Regions from separate parts of the Homo sapiens genome. Here region 2 is linked to region 1. Evidence: read pairs that join two places in POLR2A ChIA-PET (ENCODE). Cell type or tissue: MCF 10A. All regions are shown on one strand. Links, peaks and the distances in the headings refer to the core of each region. The heading gives the core; the rest is flanking DNA.

What was found. Peaks named below come from ENCODE experiments on the same cell type or tissue, not always from the same donor. Only the 100,000 strongest peaks of a DNase experiment are listed, where the experiment ranks them.
Region 2: POLR2A ChIA-PET joins it to region 1 with 14 read pairs; 3 of 35 experiments call an interaction of 5 or more read pairs at or near these places.

Annotation. Positions count from the first base shown.
Region 1 is chrX:103,440,512-103,443,315 of GRCh38, forward strand. All of the region lies in intron 2 of LL0XNC01-250H12.3 (a long non-coding RNA gene), which reads left to right. Among named protein-coding and RNA genes, the nearest start is that of LL0XNC01-250H12.3, 37 kb to the left of the region's middle. RefSeq lists enhancers at 1-611, 612-1,298. In MCF 10A, for the core only: no CTCF peak of the experiment used is centred there; DNase peaks (open chromatin) are centred at 1,580 and 2,200.
Region 2 is chrX:103,375,429-103,378,232 of GRCh38, forward strand. BEX3 (brain expressed X-linked 3) reads left to right here and starts at 1,110. Exons shown (of 3, transcript NM_206917.3): 1 at 1,110-1,185; 2 at 1,600-1,678; 3 at 2,082-2,736. The coding sequence starts at 2,094. The coding sequence ends at 2,399. In MCF 10A, for the core only: no CTCF peak of the experiment used is centred there; no DNase peak of the experiment used is centred there.

The sequences.
Region 1 (2,804 bases), core at 168-2,667:
CTTAAAGTGGGAGCTTAAGTGTAATTTGGACCATATTAGCCATGTAGGTCATAATAAGTGATTACATTTGTAGACATTTTGGTTCCTTAATGTCAGCAAGGGTTGTACAATGAGTTTTGACATGCATGGATTCCAGAGATGTACAGAAATTCTAGTTACTTAGAAAATTTTTGAAAGAGGCCTGGAACCTTTAGGCACTAGGGAAGTTTAATTACTTCTAAATTCCTCAGATAAGGAATTTTGCCTCAGAATGGCCTGTTTGATGGTTGCCAGGTGTTTTTGGCTTTCTTCGTTACACTTCTAAATTCCTCAGATAAGGAGTTTGTGTCTCCAGGGCTTACTCGATGGCCACCTGGTGATTTTGCTCTCCTGACTTTCCCCCTGACAAATATTTTGGTAAAATCTTTGACCCTCTAGTAATGATCAGAATGTTCATAGAAATATGGACAGTAAAGGCCATTCTGATGAGGTCTCACATATAAATGAGGAACAAAGTATTATAAACTGGAGGAAAGGCCATCTTCATTATAAAGTGGCAAAGAACTTGGCTGAATTGTTTCCAAGCCCACACAAGGGCTTTGTGGACGGCATAGTTGAAAAGCAGTGAGCTAGGAAATCGGTGAAAGAAACATCTAAACAAAAAAACGTTCCATATGTTGTGTGTCTTCCTTCAACTGCATACAGTAAAATGCTAGAGAAAAAAATGATTTAAAGATGGAATTTATAATTAAAAGGGAGCCAGGCACGGTAGCTCACGCCTGTAATCCCAGCAATTTGGGAGGCCAAGGCAGGTGGATCACTGGAGATTAGGGGTTCGAGACTAGCCTGGCCAACATGGCGAAACCCCATCTCTATTAAAACTACAAAAATTAGCCAGGTGAGGTGGCACATGCCTGTAATCCCCGCTACTCAGGAGGCTGAGGCAGGAGAATCGCTTGAACCCAGGAGGCGGAGGTTGCAGTGAGCCAAGAGCACACCACTGCACACCACCGTGGGCAATAGAGTGACTTCATCTCAAAAAAAAAAAAAAAAAAGTGGCGGTGGGGTGGGGAACAAAACTTAGAGATTTAAAGGATTCTCAGCCTAGTCAGGTGGTAGAGAATCAAAGAGCACTTTCAGGAGAGGAAACCAAGGATGTTTCCAAGTGACCGTTTCATAAGGAGATTGGTGTGGATAGAAGGAAGCCAGGGGCTATTCATCAGAACAATGGGAGAATGAACCCAAAGTCACTTCAGAGATTACCAGTGCCACCCTTCCCATCACAGGCTCTGAGTGCCAAGACCTGGGTGAAGGAAATATGTCAAAAAGAGAGGCTGAGGACGACCTTAGAACCTTTGGACTCACGTCCCAGGGCTGCTTCAATTTTCTGCTCCCCATATTCCAGTGCAGCATTTCTTGACTACCCCAGTCATGGCTCAAATGGGCCAAGGTGCAGCTCGACCTGCCACACTGGAAGGTACAAGTCATAAACTGTGGTGGAATCCACATGATGCTAACTCTGCAGGTGTGCCGTATGCAAGAGCTGTATGGGCACGTCTTCCTCTACCTAGATTTCAAAAGATGTTTCAGAAGCCTTGGTGGACAAGCAGAGACTTGTTGCAGAGGTGGAGCAAAAGCAGAGAGCCCTCACTAGGGCAATGCCCAGTGGAAACTCAGCTTTGATGTGGAAGTTCTGCTGGGCATTTCCTTAGTCAGGGCTCTCTCCAGTCAGAACTGTGGGGTCAGAGCCACTGCAGAGAGTCCCCACTGGGACAATGCCTCGTAGAATTTTGGGAGTGGACTGCCTGAGAGACCCCAGAATTGTAGGGCTACTACTGTGCAACACCAGCCTAAGAGAGCTGCAGGCATGAGACTCCAACCTATGAGAATTGCTGTGTGGGCTAAGCCCAGAAAAGACATAGGGGCAGAGCTGCCTAAGGCCTTGGGGGCCCAATTTCACCTCAGTGTGTCCAGGAGATGGGACATGAGGTCAAGGAAGCTTATTCTAGAGCATTAAAATTTAATGTTGTTCACCCTGTTGAATTTTGGACTTACGTGGGACCCTCTTTTCTTGTCTATTTCTCCTTTTTGGAATGGGAGTGTCTATCCATTGCCTGTTCCACCACTGTATTTTAAAATACATAACTTGTTTTGATTTCACAGGCTCACATCTGGAGAGGAATTTGCCTCAGCATGAATCATGCCTTCCGTTGAGTTAAATAAGACTCTGGACTTAGGCCTTTTTAGTTGATGTTGGAACGAGTTAAGACTTGTGGGGCTATTGGGATGGAATGAACGTATTTTGTATGTGAAAAGGACATAAGTTTTGAGGGGCCATTGATGAGATGCTGTGGTTTAAATGTTTGTCCCCGCCAAAACTCGTGTTGAAATTTGATTGCCATTGTTACAGTATGGTTGAGTATAACTTTTTCAAAATGCTTGGGATTAGAAGTGTTTTAGCTTTCAGATTTTTAAATATTTGCATTATACTTACCAGTTGAGCATCCCAAATCAAAAAATTCAAAATCTGAAATGCTCCAGTGAGTATTTCTGCAGGTTATATTTGCACTCAACTGCTTCTGATATTGGAGGATTTCAGATTTCATATTTTCAGATTTGAGATGCTCAATCTGTATTAAGATGTGAGATAATTAAGAGGTGATTAGTTAGCTAGGCATGGTGCTGTGTGCCTGTGTTCCCATCTGCTTGGGAGGCTGAGAGAGAATCACTTGAAATTTGAGGATACAGTGAACTATGATTGCAGCCTGGGTGAGAGAGTGAGGCCCTGTCTCTTTAAAAAACAAAAAAAAAAAAGAGAAAGAAAA
Region 2 (2,804 bases), core at 72-2,571, 65 kb before region 1:
GTGCTGGGATTACAGGCGTGAGCCACCATGCCCGGCCAAAAATAAAATTTTAAACGAGCTAGTATGTATCAAAAGTAATGGCTTGATGTTGTGTGGAGCCCAGAAAAAATATTTTGTGTGGTACAGGTCAACATAAACAATGAGAGATTTCATTGTGCAGGATAAAGCATTTCCTTTTTTTTTTTTTTTTTTTTTTTTTTTTTTGACAGGGTCTTGCTCTGTCGCCCAGGCTGGAGTGCAGTGGTGCGATCCCGGCTCACTGCAACCTCCGCCTCCCAGGTTCAAGCGATTCTCCTGCCTCAGCCCCCCGAGTAGCTGGGATTACAGGCGCACGCCACCACGCCCAGCTAATTTTTGTATTTTTAGTAGAGATGGGGTCTCACCATGTTGGCCAGGCTGGTCTCACACTACTGGCCTCAAGTGATCCACCCGCCTCGGCCTCCCAAAGTGCTGGGATTACAGGTACGCCACCGCGCCCAACCAGCATTTCTTTCAAAATTAAAAACTTATAATTTATAATTTTCTGAAGCATGCAGATTTTTTAAGGAAATAAAAAGAAATATATACAGTCCACTCCACTTCCTTGCCCCGCTTTCTGACAAATGCCCTCCTGCCTCCCCACCTTAGCCCTCACTCTAAATTTTCTAGAAGGGTAGGAATTCAGGGGCTACGTGGGCATTGATGGCTGTGCACACGCAAGGGGTAGAAGTGGGAGTGCAGCGCAAAGCATGTTGCCAGGTAGAAAAGGAGAGAAAGCAGAAAAGGCCAAAGCCAAGGCCTGAAGTGAGAGGGGGCAGTGGTGGAGGATGATGCAGACCCTCCCTGGTAACCAGAGGAGGGCAAACTCCAACCGCAGAGCAGTGATGCCACTTGTGGGCCCTCAGATTGGAGAGGACCGAGAAGAGTGACAGGGCTGTGCGCTCTGGGGCACCTCATGCAGACGGGAGTAGGGAGGCTGTTTTTTGCGCGTGCATATGGCGGTGGCGGGTGGGGGGAAGGGGGAGATCCTGCTGCACTGGCCGCCCAAGTTGGGGGGCGAGCTCGGTGGTGACGCGCGGCCCTCACGTGACCCAGAGCTGCAGAGCGACGCAGCCTTCGGTGCAGTCGTCACTCGCGTCTGGCTACCAGCTCCCCGCTGCCCTGAGCTCGGCGGGCTGGCATTCGGCCCGGGGAAAAGCGGAGCAGGTAAGGGCTCCGGGGCCCGTGAGCCCCGGCCATGCCAGCAGCGGCTGACCGACCTCGGCGACAGGCGCAGAACAGCGCAGGGGGTCCCCGCCAGCTTTCTCCACACCCCAACATGCTTGGGAACACAGAGGCCCCCAGGGATGGGGAAGCAGGGGCGGCTGGGTTTCCAGGGGCGGCAGAGCCACCAAGAGCGATGGAAACCCACCCCCGAGTCCCTGCAGGAAAACAGCGAACACCGCGGGGGGCTGGGCGTTCGAGGGTGGGGTGGGGGTGGGGGGCGGGAGACGCGGGGCGCTGGCAGCGAGGGGAGCCCGGGCTCGGAGCACGGAAAGGGCCGGGCGGCGGCGGGTCTTCGCTAGCGTTCCGCTGCAGCAGCCCCCACCCCCCACAACCCCCACCCCGGCTCGACTGCAGGTCTGCGAGGCTAAGTGTCTCCGCGGCGCACCTCGCGGCGAGAATCCGGAGGAGAAGGAGACTGCAAGGATAGGCCCAGGTCGGTGCGAGGGACGGTGGTGGGGCGGGGGTCGGAACGTAAGGAAAGCCCAGTCTGAGACCCCAACCCCCTCCACCCCATCCCCCACTCCTATACCGGTCCTCCATTTTGGTGCCTGCAAAGCTCTGGGAAAGAATCCCGGGAAACGAAAAATGGTGGGTTTGGGGGAAGGGAGGTAAGGGGAGAAAGCTGGAGGGAGGGGCTTTAATTGGAGGCCCCGTAGAGGACGCGCGGAACTTCTAAGGTGGGAAAAAACGAAATTAAAAAATCCTTTGATATCAGGGCTCTGAATCCTGCTGGTCAGAGCACCAAGCATTCAGTCTCTCTCCTTGCCTTTGTCTTACTTGTGTTCAAAGAAAAACAACCAGAAAAAAAAAATCTCATCATGGCAAATATTCACCAGGAAAACGAAGAGATGGAGCAGCCTATGCAGAATGGAGAGGAAGACCGCCCTTTGGGAGGAGGTGAAGGCCACCAGCCTGCAGGAAATCGACGGGGACAGGCTCGCCGACTTGCCCCTAATTTTCGATGGGCCATACCCAATAGGCAGATCAATGATGGGATGGGTGGAGATGGAGATGATATGGAAATATTCATGGAGGAGATGAGAGAAATCAGAAGAAAACTTAGGGAGCTGCAGTTGAGGAATTGTCTGCGTATCCTTATGGGGGAGCTCTCTAATCACCATGACCATCATGATGAATTTTGCCTTATGCCTTGACTCCTGCCATTTATCATGAGATTAATACTGTGATTCCCGCTGTTTTCTTTTTCCTTGCATTTTCCTAATATGCCTTTACTGATCCGTTTGCTGTGAACCCTATGTTATTTCCATGTGTCAAGTGGGTCTTGTGTTGCCAGCTTCTATTTGAAGATTGCCTTTGCACTCAGTGTAAGTTTCTGTCAGCAGTAGTTTCACCCATTTGCATGGAAAAATTTAAAGCTAATAAAGCAATTTAAAAAGCAATCTATACATTTATTGTCTCATTAAAAATGTATACTTACATATAACAGATGAACTAAAAAAAAATCTGAGATTAAATACACTAGAGTGTTAATTGGTGAACATTTCTGTGTGTTAACTAATCCCAGCACTTTGGGAGGCTAAGGTAGGCAGATCACGAGG